Linked DNA regions of Homo sapiens: all the other regions are linked to region 2. Evidence: read pairs that join two places in POLR2A ChIA-PET (ENCODE). Cell type or tissue: A673. All regions are shown on one strand. Links, peaks and the distances in the headings refer to the core of each region. The heading gives the core; the rest is flanking DNA.

What was found. Peaks named below come from ENCODE experiments on the same cell type or tissue, not always from the same donor. Only the 100,000 strongest peaks of a DNase experiment are listed, where the experiment ranks them.
Region 1: POLR2A ChIA-PET joins it to region 2 with 13 read pairs; 1 of 35 experiments calls an interaction of 5 or more read pairs at or near these places.
Region 3: POLR2A ChIA-PET joins it to region 2 with 7 read pairs; 1 of 35 experiments calls an interaction of 5 or more read pairs at or near these places.

What each region holds. Positions count from the first base shown.
Region 1 is chr11:16,900,545-16,906,118 of GRCh38, reverse strand. The region is part of intron 3 of PLEKHA7 (pleckstrin homology domain containing A7); the gene reads left to right. Among named protein-coding and RNA genes, the nearest start is that of SNORD147, 23 kb to the left of the region's middle. In A673, for the core only: no CTCF peak of the experiment used is centred there; a DNase peak (open chromatin) is centred at 2,898; H3K27ac peaks cover 2,403 bases.
Region 2 is chr11:16,019,195-16,024,768 of GRCh38, reverse strand. All of the region lies in intron 12 of SOX6 (SRY-box transcription factor 6), which reads left to right. LOC105376572 (a long non-coding RNA gene) reads right to left here and starts at 1,541. Exons shown (of 3, transcript XR_007062607.1): 1 at 1,476-1,541. In A673, for the core only: a CTCF peak has its summit at 2,976; DNase peaks (open chromatin) are centred at 2,528, 2,968 and 3,408; H3K27ac peaks cover 3,892 bases.
Region 3 is chr11:14,932,453-14,938,026 of GRCh38, reverse strand. No RefSeq gene overlaps it. Among named protein-coding and RNA genes, the nearest start is that of CALCA, 37 kb to the left of the region's middle. In A673, for the core only: no CTCF peak of the experiment used is centred there; DNase peaks (open chromatin) are centred at 2,886 and 3,186; H3K27ac peaks cover 3,478 bases.

The sequences.
Region 1 (5,574 bases), core at 592-4,591, 880 kb before region 2:
GTTCAGCCCACAACAGTCCTGCTATTTGTCAGATGGCCAGCTGGAACTTCTAGGGCTGTCCTGATGTGTGACAGCTGGTTAGGCTGTCACCTGCCCTCAGCAGTGCCGAGAGCCTGAATGAGAAGAGCTGTCCCTCACTCCAGGGCCCTAGAGGGCTGCTATCAAGGAAAGCACAGCCTTCAGAGACTAAGGCCTGAGTTTTGGCTGATTGGACTTAACCTTCTAGAGCCTCATCTTCCTCAGCTGTAAAGTGGAGGTGATTCCTGTCTTAAATAAATTAAACACTTCATATTGAAAGTGTTTGTAGCTTTGAGTTCAGATGGGGTCGTGAGACTAATGATTACTCAGCGCCTAATCCATTACCCCCATTCCAGGGGATGGTGGAGTGGGAGCTTTGGGGAAGAATGCTTAAGGGAATGAAATACAGAGACAGTTGAAAAACAAACTGATCTCCCTCTCCAGTCATTTCTGAGGCCTTCTTACCCAGCTTTTCACCTTCTAGCAATACCATGGCACTGTGTGTGGCTGAGGTTCTGTGGCTCCACCCCAGAGGGCCTCATTTTGCTCTTCCCTGGGGCTCTGCTGCAAAGAAGTCAGCTTGGAGAGGGGCTGTGGGCTCAGCTTGCTTAAAGAGAAATTGCCTGATATACAGTTTGGGTTATCATGACCTTGAGGAAAGTATAGAATTAAAAAAAAATTCTTTTATACTATGAAGGTCATATAACTGCATTACATAAAAAAATGGGATAATAGACAAAGGGGAAAAACAGCCATATTCACTTCACCTTAATGTATCTTCTGGATTTTATAGAAGAGTGGGGAAATAACATTTATTTTATTTTAATTAATTTATTTTTAAAATTTGAGACAGGATCTTCCTGCTCTGACACCCAGGTTGGAGTGCAGTGGCATGACCATGGCTTACTGCACCCTCGATTTCCCAGGCTCCAGATATCCTCCCACCTCAGCCTCCCAAGTAGCTGGGACCATGGGTGTGTGCCACCACACCCAGCTAATTTTTGTATTTTTGGTACAGATGGGGTTTTGCCATGTTGCCCAGGCTAGTCTCAAACTCCTGAGCTCAAGTAATCTGCCACTTTGGCCTTCCAAAGTGCTGAGATTACAGGCGTGAGTCACTGTGTCCAGCCCTGTCTTTTATTTATTTTAAATAGGTGTACATGATATGGCATGGATTTGACAGGGTACAAAGTAGTGAGAAGTCTTTTTACATAACATGCTTTTAGTCATATATATGATTTTGACTTTTTCAGTTAACATTGCGTTATCTTTTTATGTCTAAACATTTCTTATTCTTCCCCATTTTGAAGTTTTAAAATTTGAAAGCAATATATGCAAAGTATATTTATGAATTTTTATTCTTAAATAATGGATAGCAAAATACCAAATTAGTAACAGTGGTGGCATATTACAGTTAATTTTTATTATGTATGCTTTTATTTTCTAAATTTTCCACAAATAAGCAGTAATATTCAGAGAAATATGCAGAAGAGATATGCATAATCTTAGAATTAACATTTTGGCTTATTTTTATCCAATATTCATTCCTTGCATTTTGTAAAGATAATTGAGATTATATTTTATATATGATGTGGTTGCTGCTTGGTTTTCATTTAACACAAAGATCTGTTAAGCTTAGATTCTTTATAAACTTTATGTTTAATGGCTGTACAATGTTTCATCAAGTATAAACACCTTATTTTGCTCAACCATTACTTCATAGTTTCCAGTTTTTGACTGTAAAAATAATGCTGTGATGGACAACTTCAGAAATAGTCTTTGGAAGTACTGACCCTGAAAAAAATCTGTTTGGAGCTTAGAGGAGCTATATTCCCAATGGATGGGTACAGAGCAGGCACTCAGATGTTGCTTGTGCATGGAGAATGAGGTGACATGTGTGAAGGAATGTTCTGTAAATGATTTCAATAAATGATAGCACGTAAGAATAACAAATGTTTTAAGCCAATGAAGGCCTGTCAAGAGGGAGCCCAAAATGGACTGCAAAATCGAAACCTGTCATACTCTGATAGCTTGAAGGTTTTTGAGAGGGTTCTACAATTTTGGCTGTGAAAGATCTGAGGGAAAGATAGTGATTTGCAGAATTGTACAGCAGGAATGTAGAGCAGGCTGTATCTTTGTACCATGTTGAAGAATGAAGTTGCAGCGATCCTTTTCCAGTCTCTGAAGGAAGAGAACATGGCAAGAAGGACAAAAACTGAAAGGCCTGTTTGCTGTCTGACTGTGTGCTGCCCCAGGTGGCTGCTGAAACTAAATCAATTTGTGGAAGGCATGGAAGAGTTTTCTTAGTTTGATTATGTCTTTTGGAATTGAATGGGCAAATAGAATTTCTTTGAAAGATGTCTCTATTTCTGCCTGGAGGACTCTGTAATTTGGACGTTGTGAGAAGAGCCTATCTTTATTTTGAATTTGGAACCATTGACTCCCCTTTCTTTATGCTGTGAGTTATTTATATGCCAAGAAGCACAGTGGAGGCCTTTTCACCTTCTCATGACTTTAAGAAATACAGGAAAACAGCATTCTCTACAATCCATAATCCCTGAGTGTTGGCAACAAAAAAATGAAAGATATTCTAATGTAGGCGTCTGTGCAATGGTGATGGGTTATGGATGGTCAATGAGAACCTTGGCTGCCAGTCCTGGGAACTGATCTCAGCCTTCCCTGGGACCCTCTGGATGAGGGGATCCTCATTCACCTAACTGAGCAAACATCCCAAACATGCTCTGTTTGCCCATTTATTCATTCCATTCATTAATGTACTCATTGATTCCATTTGGTTCACTTCAGCTACTGATCACCTAATGTTATATGCCAGGCCGTGTGCATGGCTGTAATTATAGAGCTGTGACTAAGACCTTCCTTCCTTCCTGTTCAGTCAGGGTTCAGTAGCAGTAGTGAGAAGTTATTCTCGCTTTTCTAAACAGAAATGGATTTAATACAGTGAACTAGGTGTTTACATCATGATTGGAAGGGTGCAGGAGTAGGCTCTAGGCTGACCTTTGGCAATGATAACTAAAACAAGACTGTGAAAATGGCCCATAAGTAATTGTTTTCATTTTCCTTTTAATTCAACTCTTTTGAGCTCCCCTTGCCCTTTGCTCCCAACTTCTCTGTCCCAGATCTTAGGCTCTCTCCTTATGGGAAGAGCTGTTTCAAAGCATTTATGGATTGTAAAGTGTGAATAAGGGTGTTGTTAATAATAACTGTCACTTGCTGACTGTTTATTGTGTGCCCAGCTGTCTGCTAAGTCCTTTACCTGTGTTATTTCAATCCTCACATCTGTTGGGTAGTTAATATTATCTCTACATTGCAGAGAAGGAACCTGAAGCTAATAAAAGTTAAATGACTTGCCTAGGATAATTCAGCTAATAAGTAACATTTGAATTCAGGGAGTGTCTCTGTCCAGAGGTACTTGCAGTTTAAAAGACAAGCTGGGCCAAAGAAGATACACAAATGACCAATAAGCAAATGAAAAGATGCTCAGCATCATTAGCCATCAAGGAAATGCAAAACAAAACCGTAATGAAATACTACTTTACACACCCTAGGATGTTTATATTAAAAAGGACAGATACTTTAGAAGTGCTGGTGAGGGCGTAGAGAAGTGGGAACACTGATGCACTGCTGGTAGAAGTGTAAAATGGTGGAGCCACCTTGGAAGCCAGCTGCACGTTCTCAAAAGGTTAAACGTAAAGTTACCATATGAGTCATGAATTCCATTCCTAGGTATATACCCAAGAGAAGTGAAACCATGTCCACCTACACAAAAACTTGTACGCAATTCATAGCTACATGATTCATAATATCCTCAAAGTGAAAACCCAAAGTCCGTCAACTGATGGGTGGATAAATAAAATGTGGTGTGTCTATATAATGGAATATTATCTGGCCATAGGAAGGAATGAAGTACTGGTACATGCTACAACAAGAACGCAACAATGAACCTTGTAAACATTATGCTAAATGAAAGATGCCAGTCACAAAAGATGACCTAGTGTCTAAGCCTATTTATATGGAATGTCCAGAATAGGGAAATCCAGAGAGATAGAAAGTGGATTTATGGCTGCCTAGGGCTGGAGCTGGGGTGATCGCTAGAGAGTATGGGACTTCCATTTAGGGCAATGAAATGTTTTAAATTTGATTGGGGTGATGATCGTATAACTCTCAGTATACTAAAAGCCATTGCATTGTATACTTTATTTTTATTATATTTTGAGACAAGGTCTGGCTCTTCTGCCTAGGCCGGAGTGCACTGTGTGATTTCCACTCACTGCAACCTCCACCTCCTGGGTCAAACCATCCTCCCACCTCAGCCTCTTGAGTAGCTGAGACTATAGGCGTGCACCACCATACCCAGCTAATTTTTTTGTATTTTTTGTAGAGATGGGGTTTTGCTATGTTGTCCAGGCTGGGCTTGAACTCATGAGCTCAAGCTATCTTCCGGCCTTGGCCTCCCAAAATGCTGGGATTACAGGCGTGAGCCACCATGCCCAGCTACACTGTACACTTTAAGTGAATTGTTTGACATGTGAATTCTATCTCAATAAAGCTGTTCCTTCCCACCCCCGAAAAAAGAGAAAAGACATATTGGGAAGGATAATGCTTACCTAAATAAATGAGTTGCTAGTGGTGGAATTTAGAGGAGAAAGGATAAACCCCCATGCAGTTTTCTCAAACTTTTGGCTTATATTAGTTTGTCTTCACTATAGTAAAGTGAAAAAATGGATTTAATTTAGCACAAAATTAAATATTGAGCTCTCAGCCTATTGTCTGGCTGGTGAGCCTAGAGCTGATTTATTTTTTCTTCAGCTCTCTGCTTTCCTAGACAGCTTTTTTCCATTTTTCTCTAAGGAGTATATATTATTTTTTATAAGTAGGGAACCAAAAATGTTTCATAAAATATGTATCCCATTGGGTCATACAAAAAGAACATCATGGCTGGGTGCAGTGGCTCATGCCTGTAATCCCAGCACTTCGGGAGGTCGAGGCAGGCGGATCACCTGAGGTCAGGAGTTCGAGACCAGCCTGGCCAACATGGGGTGAAACCCTGTCTCTACTAAAAATAAAAAAATTAGCTGGCTGTGGTGGCGGGCGCCTATAATCCCAGCTACTAGGGAGGCTGAGCAGGAGAATCATTTGAACCTGGGAGGTGGAGGTTACAATGAGCTGAGATCGCGCCACTGCACTCCAGCCTGGGTGACAGTGAGACTCTGTCTCAAAAAAAAAAAAAAATAAAAAATCATGACTTCCACATGTTATGCCACTTGAGGTAGTTAGAGATTTTCTGTCCTAGAAAAAAGATTTTTTGGGGGAAAAAAGTGAGAGATCTCATGAGTGTTTGTCCATGAACTGAACTGATGTTGGAATTGAGCCATTCCTCAAAGCCTCCTCCCTTTCATCCTCTCATTTCTTTCTTGCCCTTTGAGTTTGTTCAAGGACCACCCAGTTGTTAATGATCACAATGTTGTATACAATTTTGTGTACAATTTTATTTAAAGGGAAAAGATCTGGAAGGCAGTGATGAGTGCTTATGTCAAG
Region 2 (5,574 bases), core at 606-4,605:
TGTGCTGCATGCTTCTCTGCTTGCAGCGCACAGTTCTCTCTGGGCATAGAGCAGGTCGTGAGATACTTTCCCTCCCTCGAAATGCTTATGGTCCAGTGGCATATATCAGCATTCCTAGAGTTTATCTCAACAGCTTATAGCATTGAGATTCTGTTTCTTGCCTCAAGTATAAATCTTCCTGTTTTTGAAAACCTTTGTTAAGTGCTTCCTTCCCTTTAAAGGACAACTTTTGAAGAATCATAGATAAATATATAGATGGATGGACAAGGCTGTCAACAGATAGAACTGCTACTAGATCCTAAAGAAAAAAGTTTCTAGATAATTGTTTGTGAGGCTAATAGGACCTTATCTCTAAAATATGCTGCTTTATTATTTGATAATTTTGGAAAGCAACTAGCACCTTTCATGGCATAAGAGGTAGAAGCTGCCATTGTATTAGTTGGCCAGGGTTGCCGTAATAAACTACCAGAGACAGCGGACTTAAACAACAGAAATTCATTTTCTCACAGTACTGCCTGGAAGTCCAAGATCAAGGTGTTAGCAGGTTCATTTCTTCTGAAGCCTCTCTCTTTGGCTTGTAGATAGAGGCTGTCTTGATGTGTCCTCACATGCTCTTTCCTCCATGTGCACACATCCCTGGTGTCCTTTTTTGTGTCCAGATGTACCCTTCGTATAAGTACACCAGTCAGATTGGATTAGGACCCACCCTAAGAGCCTCATTTTAACCTAACCACTGCTTTAAAGGCCCCGTCTCCAAATACAGTCACATTCTGAGGTACTAGGGGTACCTATGAATTATGGGGAAACACAATTCAGCCCATAACAACCATATTTACTCAGCTTGGATATTTCCAAATCTCGTGAAGTTATTTCACTGGGATTACAGTGCCTAAGGATCTCCCTTGACCAATGTCTTTGTTTGCATGGCTTTACCAGGATTATCTTCCCTAGGAATGTTCTTGTTTCTCAGGAGGAATTAAATTGAAATTAATATAATTCTGTTGTAACAGTTTATTCTATTACCCTTTCATAAGAGATTGGCCTTTTTAATTAATTCAAAGAATGAATTGCTAATGGTGAATTGCTAAGCAATGTAAGAGATGTGTAAGGATATTTTTTGTGGAGATGGTTCAGATTTTAGGGAAAATTCTTCTTGGAGAGCCCTTTCTAGTGATAATAATAAGGCAGATTTTCTGTATCACAGCTCTGGGCCAACCCTGACCAGGAGATCACTCTACTGTTTAATTGACTTACACACCTTCCTTTGTATTTATCTGTCTTTTAATTATTTATATTTCACTGCTTTAAATAGGATCTGAAAATAATTGCATTTTATTTAAAAGTAAAATTAAAATGGAAGAAGAAAGAGAAGCAATTTTACCAAGATTACCAAGATTAACAACCAGAGAGCCTAGTATGTGCAACATCATGAGAGGCACTTATGTTATAGAGATAATAAGACATGGATACTGTACCTTGAGGAGCAAGTTGAGGAGAACTGGAAACAGACATAGAAACCAATAATTGTAATATATATTTTTCTATAAATGTGGTGATGGAACACCACATTTGGTGTTAGAGGAAAGGGGTTAGGGGTGTTAGAGGAAAGGGGATGATAGATTCTTCCCAGGGCTGGTGGAAGGAAGTCAACAAAGGATTTTGTCCAGAGCAGATGTTTTAATTAGGCTTAGAAAGGACTAATTATGATGTCATCTGGAAGGGAAGACATCATAATTAGAAAGAAAAAGTGGCATTCGGAAATACATAGGATTTTGGAATATCATAGCTAGTTCAGGGAGCTACAAGAAATTCCATTTTATTGTAACAGGGAGTATAAACTAGAGTGAATAGGATATGAAGCTGATGAGGGAGCAGGAGCCAGATCATAAAAAGACATGCATAATTTACAGAGAAGTTTGGTTCTTATCATACAGGTGAAGGAAGACTTGAGTGCTTAAAAGTAGTGAATAATTATCCAGCTCCTACATGGTTACTAAGGTTGAGATTTAAAGTTACTTCTGAGTTACTTAGCAGCCAAGATAAAATGGAAAGCATTGATTGGGCGCAGTGGCTCATGCCTGTAATCCCAGCACTTTGGGAGGCTGAAGCAGGCAGATCACCTGAGGTCAGGAGTTCAAAACCAGCCTGGCCAACATGGTGAAACCCCGTCTCTGCTAAAAATACAAAAAAGTTAGCCGGGTGTAGTGGTGTGCACTGTAATCCCAGCTACTTGGGAGGCTGAGGTAGGAGAATTGCTTGAATCTGGGAGGCAGAGGTTGCAGTGAGCCGAGATCATGCCACTGCACTCCAGCCTGGGCAATAGAATGAGACTCTGTCAAAAGAAAGAGAGAAAGAGAAAGAGAGAGAGAGAGAGAGAGGAAGGGAGGGAGGGAGGAAGGAAGGAAGGAAGGAAGGAAGGAAGGAAGGAAGGAAGGAAAGAAGGAAGGAAGGAAGGAAGGAAAAACAAAGCATCTTTGGTTATGTATTGTTCTATTGTTGATACAGGAGAAAGGATATTGACCTTTGGATAAGGACACTGTCATCGTAGTTTAGCTTTGAGATACTTAGCAACATTAAGTAATATCTTTAACAGAAGTGGATATGTTATGAGTTGCTGTATTTTTTGCAAAGCACTCACATGTATAATCTCTCATTTAATCATTAAGCCCTTGTGGCATGAGCATTGTCTATTCCATTTTACAAAGGGGGGAACAGGCTCAGAGAGATCACATGGTAATCTAGAGTTATTATTCAAAATTCACCCCAGTACAAATACATATCTAAATTTTGATTAAATGACTTAACCCATATAAAAATTCTTTTTGAACCTCACCTTCTTCTGGTTGATAACAATAGTATTTTCTCTGTAGTATTGGTATGAGATTAAAGGAAGTACTCATTGGAAAGGGCTTTGCACATTGTGGATGATCAGTGGGTGGCATTCTTCCCTGCTTCTACACCAGTAGATATATTTATGCTGTGATGGCAAACACAGTTGGAAAACAGCAGTTAGTCCGTAACTAATTCTTAAGTGCTAGCACAATTTTGGTGTTAAAAATGTATGAGAAACTAGACAAATTAATAGCTTTAGCTGAAAAAATATTATTTAAAAATGAGGTTCAATAATGAACCTCATTTCCTCCAGCCAAAGTCTATATTATCATGATTACTTACTCTAGAAACATCACAATGTCACTAGGAAAGTAAGTCCTATACCTCTAAAATAATTCCCTCAAAATATAATCACCTTTAAAAGTACATGTGGTTGCTTTCCAGTGTAAAGCCTACATTTTTGATCATTCATTAAATTACTAAATGCATAATAAAGGATCTAAAATAAAGTATAACAAAGTGACAGTGTTTGTTAAGTCAATAAAAAGGAAACCACATGTCTGGTTAAGTGATGTTTCTGGAGAATCACAGCATGGCAAGATACGTCTAGAACAAGGAATTAAAGAAAGTCATTCAGAGTAAGAGACAGAATATCTCTTAGCATTGTACTTAGCATTGTCTTGCTTTCAAAACAAAACAAACCTTTTATTTTGAAATGTGTACTTCTTTTTAAGCCAAGCATCTATGATATGTAGTATCTTCTTTTGCCAGAGTTTTGCGAAGACTTCACAAAGATGGATTGTATTAATCTGCAGAAATTCCAAGTTAAACTCAAAATATCTTTTTCACATTAAATTATATAATCAAATTGCATTTTTCTATTGTGCTCTTCTAAAATTGCTTATTTACCTCTTTTATAAAATATTTAAGGTGTTTTTCTGAATTTCCTTGTTTTGATTATTATTGCCCTTTTAGATACTTGTGCAGCATGTTTTTGATTTATGTGGCTAGATTAGTTATGTGGCCTTATATAAACCTGCAAGTATTTATGAACACTAATACTAAGTGTTCTGTGAGATATATAGAAAAGGTCTAAGATACAATCTCTGGCTTGAAAAATCTTTTGATGTTGTCGAGGGAGACTTGGTGGTGCACATGAACCAAAAGTCCGATTCTTTAACATAGTATGTAACTAGGGGCTAATTACGTAGGCAAAACTAAGACTTTTTGTATAGCAGAGAGTAGGTAGATCAGAGAGTTTATAGAGTTCATGGAAAACTTGGGTTTTTCCATATGAATAGGATTTGGCGAAGGAGAAACGAGAAGGAAGGATGATCGTGGTATTATTATTGAAAGGCAAGTCACTGCCAACCTCAACCAGAGGATATGTGACAGGAGAACTGTAGAAAATTGAGTTTAAAAAGGTGTGTGGGGAGCAGTGTATGAAAGATCTTGAAAACCATGTAGAGGAGCTTGGAGGAAATGCAGTAGACATGGGAAGCCACGGAAGGTTTTGAATCAGAGACATGAAGTAGAACTCTGTGAAGAGTGTGAGTAGAAGGACTGGGGAGGACAGTGCCAAGGATCAGGCAGATCAGAAAGGAGGCTGCAGCAGTGAGATAGGTGTGTGGGCATGAAGACATGTGCTGGGGTAGTTAGTGATGGCAGGAGGGCATTGAGAGAGGGTTGAGGGCAAGAGGCTATGTGGAAGAAAAATCAGCAAGCCTGGATCATCGCCTGGACAGAGAAGGGCAAGAAAAGCAGTGAGACAAATCACACTGACCCCTCAGCACCAATGTGAACACAGGAAAGGAGGGGAAGCTGGGTAAAGAGAAAGCTGCTTTTGCAGGGGAGTCTTTACTTTCAGTTTAGGAAAGAGTTTTCCTGGGTTGGAAATACATCAAAATACACAAATGGAAATCAAACTTTCATAAAAATTGAAGCTAAGAGCTAGGATGAAAACGACAAGACTTATTTAGCTTCCACTCAATAACCTAGACATAGCTGAAACTCTGAGGATAAGATATCATCTCAGAATATTGTCATGGCCTTAGAGAACTTTTATTTATAATACATATATTTGTTATTTTTCTTAGAAAATTCTGCGTCAGGAATACACACAAAACACGATTAGTGGGGCTGTAGTATTAACCTTCCCTGCAAAATTCCTTATCATTCCACATTTGAAAGATTTTTAAGTCTTTAATATTTAAATATGTATTTTAGGATGCAACAACAAAATCCTTATTTACCTAAGAAAGAATCATACCAGAATCCCCATGTAGAAATTAGGTGTTTCTAAATCCATAATTATATGAGCATAGAAATTATTTACTGTCTTATATATACATAAATAGAGTATTTGGCAATTAGTTCATAACACAGATTTAGGTTTATTTAAGAGAGTCAATGTAGAGAGTATCATAATTATAATGCATTTTACACATAAAAATAACATGAGATAATCATTTTTTACCTGTATTAGCTATGCTATAGATAATGGCCCCTTAGTTGTATGTTCCATGGCTGCCGTGAATGATCCCCCATATTCAGACACTCCTTAGAAATGAGCTTTTGAATAAAGGTTAGTAAAGTACCTCTCATTCAGACCATTGGAATGAAATATACCACATCATTGACCAGACGTGTACTTAAATGAAATATATTTGTTTGTAAAGCAGCAAACAAAAAACCTCTCAGCGTGTGCCATTTTCCACTTCAGTTTGTGGCAAAGGGGACCAT
Region 3 (5,574 bases), core at 592-4,591, 1.1 Mb after region 2:
ACCTCTCCCTTCTCTCTCTCCCTCTCTCTCGTCAGCCATGTGAAGATGTGCTTGCTTCCCCTTTGCCTTCTGCCATGATTGTAAGTTTCCTGAGGCCTCTCCAACCATGCCTCCTGTACAGCCTGCAGAACTGTGGGTCAATTAAACCTCTTTTCTTTATAAACTATCCAGTCTCAAATAATACAGGTACCTGCCCACCACGCTTTCCCTCAGTGAATGAGGAAAACATGTCCTTGAGTTTCCTCTGCTCTCAAGAAAGTCATTGCCTCACTTTTCCTTATTGAGATCATGTCCAAGGCCTTGCCCAGAAGCCAGTTGCTCCTCTGCAGCTCTAAAAATCAATGTCTTAGGCTAGCTACTGACACTCTAGGGGCCTGTTCTTCAATAGTCCTTCTCCATACCTGATTAATAAATTGTGAGAAGCTTGCTTCTCATCACTGTAGCCTCCTTGAAAGCTTCTGACTGTAGAGATGGGGGAGGGCTGTAGCCAGTGACCACTCAGAGACCCCTGGAGAAAAATTATTCAAGGCATTGCAGGCTTCGAGCTGGGTCAGCCTGGAAATTTGCCCTTTAAGCAACTAAGAGAGAGTCACATCAATACAGTCTAATTTCTGTGGTTATAAAGCCCCCAAACCAGCAAGACATAATTTGGTTAATAGCTTTTAATATTGGAAGAGGAGATTAATAAACTCCTATTTTAAAAGCATTGTAATTTCTTAAAGTTCCCTGTGGAAGCAAGTTTTCATGTGAAACTAGTTCAGCTCATATAGATGTGTCAAGGTAAGAAGAAATAAGCCTTAATCCAGAATAGATGGCCCTAAGGTTCAGTGACTAAAACAGGCCCCCTGGAGACTGAGTTGTGTGGGGTTCTTCCAGGTCAAGTTCCTTTGTGAAAATTAGTGACAGAATTTTTGTGAAGGAGCTCCAGAAACACTTAAGAGCTATGCCAAGTATAATGAACACATTCACTAATAGCGAAGTACAGATGGTTAATGGGCAAGCAAGAGAGAAACAGCAAAGATGAGCTATCTCTGGGTCACAGTAAGAAAATAAGCAAAGGAAACCCAGGCTCAAGAATGTAAGGCAGGTGAGAGAAGGAATAGCAATGGCTGAGGACACAGGGAGGCCAGAAGCAGGTCCAGGCTCAGCAGGGAACAGAAGGAGGAGCTCTCAGAGTATTAGGGTTGCAAGAGCTTTTGAGCTGATCTAGTTTTTTGTTTGTTTGTTTTTGTTTTGTTTTGTTTCGTTTTTTGAGACAGAGTCTCTCTCTGTCACCCAGGCTGGAGTGCAGTGGTGTGATCTCAGCTAATTGCAACCTCTACCTCCTGGGGTCAAGCAATTCTCCTGCCTCAGCCTCCTATGTAGCTGGGATTACAGGCCAGCACGTGCCACCACTACCAGCTAATTTTTGTATTTTTAGTAGAGATGGGGTTTTACCACGTTGGCCAGGCTGGTCTTGAACTCCTGACCTCAGGTAATCCCCCTACCTCAGCCTCACAAAGTGCTGGGATTACAGGCATAAGCCATTGCACCCGGCTACTGATCTAGTTTTAATGCTCCATCTGACATGTGAGAAGATAGAGGCCCAGAGAGAGAGAGTGATCTGCATAAGGTCATCAATATTAGTGCCTAATTTGACCTATTAGTGCCAAAAGACAAGCCAGAGAAGGACATTTTCCTGAAACCAGCCTGTACTTGGGTAGGTACATAGAGACCCAGGGCCTATCTTCTCAGCTGGATTCAGCTGGCCTCTCTTCTCCGATCTAAAGCTGCTAGCTTGCTACTGCTTTAATGTCTGAAATCAAGTGGGTTTTGCTTCTAATGCTTTGCCCTCATAATAGAGGCTCCTGCAATTTCTAGACGGGATGATATGCGGAAGAAGATGCTAGTATTGTCAAGGCTGAGAACACTGTGTGTGTGGAGACCTTGGGCTTTGGCAGAAAAGATAGCAGCCTCACAGACAGCCCCAGTCAAGTCTGCAGGAAAGCCCTACCTTCCATGCCATCCAACCTATCAAGTCAAGATACTACTAATTTCCCAGTAGTCATTTCAGGAGGTGTCCAGAAGCTTAAGAGCTTCTCCCAAAGCTGCCTTGACAGAACCAGCAATTCAACATGCTGCCTCTGTTGCCCAAGCACTGTCCTGGGGAGGATGAGGACCCAAAGTGCAGAAGTTTCATTACTAAGGGGTTTGGTTATCCTGGGTCAGGTTGAGAAACCTCCTTAGAGGAGAAACCTCTTCTGCTGGGCCAAGTGCTGCTCTGTAGGACAGAGCAGAGCAGAATCTGAAACCTTGGCTGGTGTGCAAAGGATGTACCATAGGCCTCCATGAGCTCTGACTTCTGACCCTCATAGCTGGGGCCACTGATTTCCTGGGGAAGGTCACCTTCAGAGCTGCCTTGGGCACCTGTCCTAGCCTAATTGCTAGTTCCAGTCTAGAAGCAGCTTTCCCAGGACAAAAACAAGAAGTCTTTTCCCTTCCTTCCCTTTCCCTTCCCTCCCCTCCTCTCCTCTTCCCTCCCCTCCTCTCCCCTTCCCTCCCCTCCCCTTCCCTGCCCTCCCCTCTTCATTCCCATCTTGCCTGGGGGGCCCACGCCCATAGTTGTTTCCTAATCTCAAACCTCTCTGCTGCCAACTGTATACAGACCTTGCCTCTGTGGCTACTGTCTGGATAGTCACCCATGGGCTCCCTGGCTTCCACTTCTAGCCATCTCCAGTTTGCATTTTCCCCTACATCTTCTATCTCATTATTATAGGGATAAAGAGGTCAGAAGAGGAAGCTCTACCCTTGGGCTCATGGCAACCAATACATGTTCCTGTCCTGGTAAATGAGGTCAACTACATGAGCCCTTTAGTATCCCCTTTGGGCCTGTTGGCAAAGTGCCTTGGGCATGAAAGTTTAGTGGGCAGAACAACACAAGACTTCACATACTGACTTCCAAGGTATGTAGCTAAGATTCCTGTGGTTTAATTCAACAATAACTTGAGGGAGGGAGGGAGGGAGGGAGGGAGGGAGGGAGGGAGGGAAGGAAGGAAGGAAGGAAGGAAGGAAGGAAGGAAGGAAGGAAGGAAGGAAGGAAGGAAGGAATTACAGGCTGTATAAGAGAGTGCCTTAGTCATTTGGATCAAAAATTATAATTCTCTTTGGAATCATTAAGGCTGAAAATAAAGTGAAGTATAGCGAAGCATGTTAGTACAAGGGTATATGATGGTTGGGATTGTAGCTTTTCATGGGCATGGTCATCATTTTAGGAGTTTGAGGAAGGTGGGACAGAAACCAAGTCTGTAAGGAGCCAAGAGTTCATACACTCATTCATCTGACAACCTTGTTAACTATGAATTAGATATGTGCTAGCCCTGGACTAACTGACCACTCATGAGGAGGCAAAACAGCCACTGGCTCCTTAGCAGACAAATGAGACTGGATTTGACTCCAGCAAGCAGAGAGGCAGCCTGATCAGAGACTTCACAACACTCAGACCAGATTTTACTGCAGCCCTTTGGTGAAAAAAATTAAAAGATAGAGTCCTTTGAATGTCTATTTTTCATGCATGTCTATCCCGCCCTTGTCATTTAGATCACGGGTTCCCAACCCCTGGGCCACAGACTGGTACAAGTCCATGGCCTGTTAGGAACTGGGCCTCACAGCAGGAGGTGAGTGGTGGGACGAACAAAGCTTCATCTGTATTTACAGCCCCTCCTCATAGCTCACATTGTGGCCTGAGCTCCACCTCCTGTCAGATCAGCAGTGGCATTAGATTCTCATAGGAGTGCAAACCCTACTGTGAACTGCACATGCGAGGGATCTAGGTTGCACCCTCCTTATGAGAATCTAATGCCTGATGATCTGAGGTGGAGCCAAGGCAGCAATGCTAGCACTGGTGAGTGGCTGCAAATACAGATAAACATTAGCAGAGAGGTTTGACTGCACAGAGACCATAATAAATCAACTGCTTGCAGACATATCAAAACCCTATCAGTGAGTGGCAAGTGACAATTAAGCTGCATTTAGTGGCAGGCTGTATAGTGGCAAGTGAGTTGATTTACTTCAATTGTACAGCTGCCTCGGTGGCAGGCTTTAAGTCAGAATCCGACACTTATTTAGTCTGCATGTGGCCCACCCATTATTTTATTTACCACTTCCATCTGCACCTCTTTTCTGCACTGTGCGCTTATCTCAGTCAGTTTTGGTAAGCCAACAAGATAACCCTAGCCAAAATTAGTAAAAAACAAACATCACTGGAGAACTTCTTTGAAAAGAGGGAAAGACCAAATGATGAGATAGCACAAGACTCTAAGACTGCCAACAAAAAGAAAGCTGCATTTAAAAGAAAATACCAAGAGTCCTTCTTAAATTATGGGTTCATTGCAACAGGTGATTCACATTCTCTAAGTGTGCTTTGTATAATGTGCAGTGACCAGCTATCAAATGAAGCCATGAAACCTTCAAAATTCCTTCACAACAGGGAGACCAAGCACCTTGTGCTAAAAGACAAGCCTTTGGCATTTTCCAAAGAAAGAAATGTGAACACAAAGAACATGATACGGTTTGGCTGTATCCCCACCCAAATCTCATCTTGAATTGTAGCTCCCATAATTCCCACGTGTTGTGGGAGGGACCTGGTGGGAGATAACTGAATCATGGGGTTGGTTTCCCCATACTGTTCTCATCGTAGTGAATAAGTCTCATGAGATCTGATGGTTTCATAAAGGGAAACCCTTTTTGCTTGGTTCTCATTCTCTCTCTTGTCTACCACCATCAAAGACATGTGTTTTGCCTTCTGCCATGATTGTGAGGCCTCCCCAGCCACATGCAACTGTGAGTCCACTAAACCTTTTCTTAATAAATTACCTAGTCTCTGGTATGTCTTTATTAGCAGTGTGAAAATGGAATAATACCAAACAGAAGCAATTGAAGGCCACCACTTTATCAAATGTGTTTGCACCAAGAGCGTAATTCTTAGTGACTAATTGCATTGCTAAAGTGAAGAAGTCCTTTACTAATGGCGAAGAGTTGATACCACCTGCTGCTAAGGACATTTCATGAATTTTTAGGAGAGGCTGCAGTTCAAAAGGTAGCATGTGTTCCTCTTTCAGCTAGCACCATAACTAGATGAATTGATGAAATAGCAGAGGATGTTGAGGCACAATTGTTAGAGAGGATTAATGAGTCACCATGGTATGCAATCCAGGTTGACAAGTCTACCAAGTTGACAACAAGGCAACAACACTTGCTTTTGTGCAATTTATTTTCAGGAGGATGTGCATGGGGATGTGTTACATGCACTTTTGCTGCCAACCAACACCACAGTTGCAGAACTATCCAAGTCCTTGAATGATTACATATCAGGAAATGTGTGTTGGTCATTTGGTGTCAGTATATGCATGGGTGGAGCAGCTGCCATGACTGGACAGCTTTCTGGTTTCACTACTCAGTTCAAAGAAGTTGCTTCTGAATGTGAGTCTATGCACTGTGTCAGCCATAGAGAAATGCTGGCTAGCTGAAAAATATCACCTGAACTTAACAATGTTTTGTGGGATGTGATTAAAATTATCAACTACATTAAAGTACATG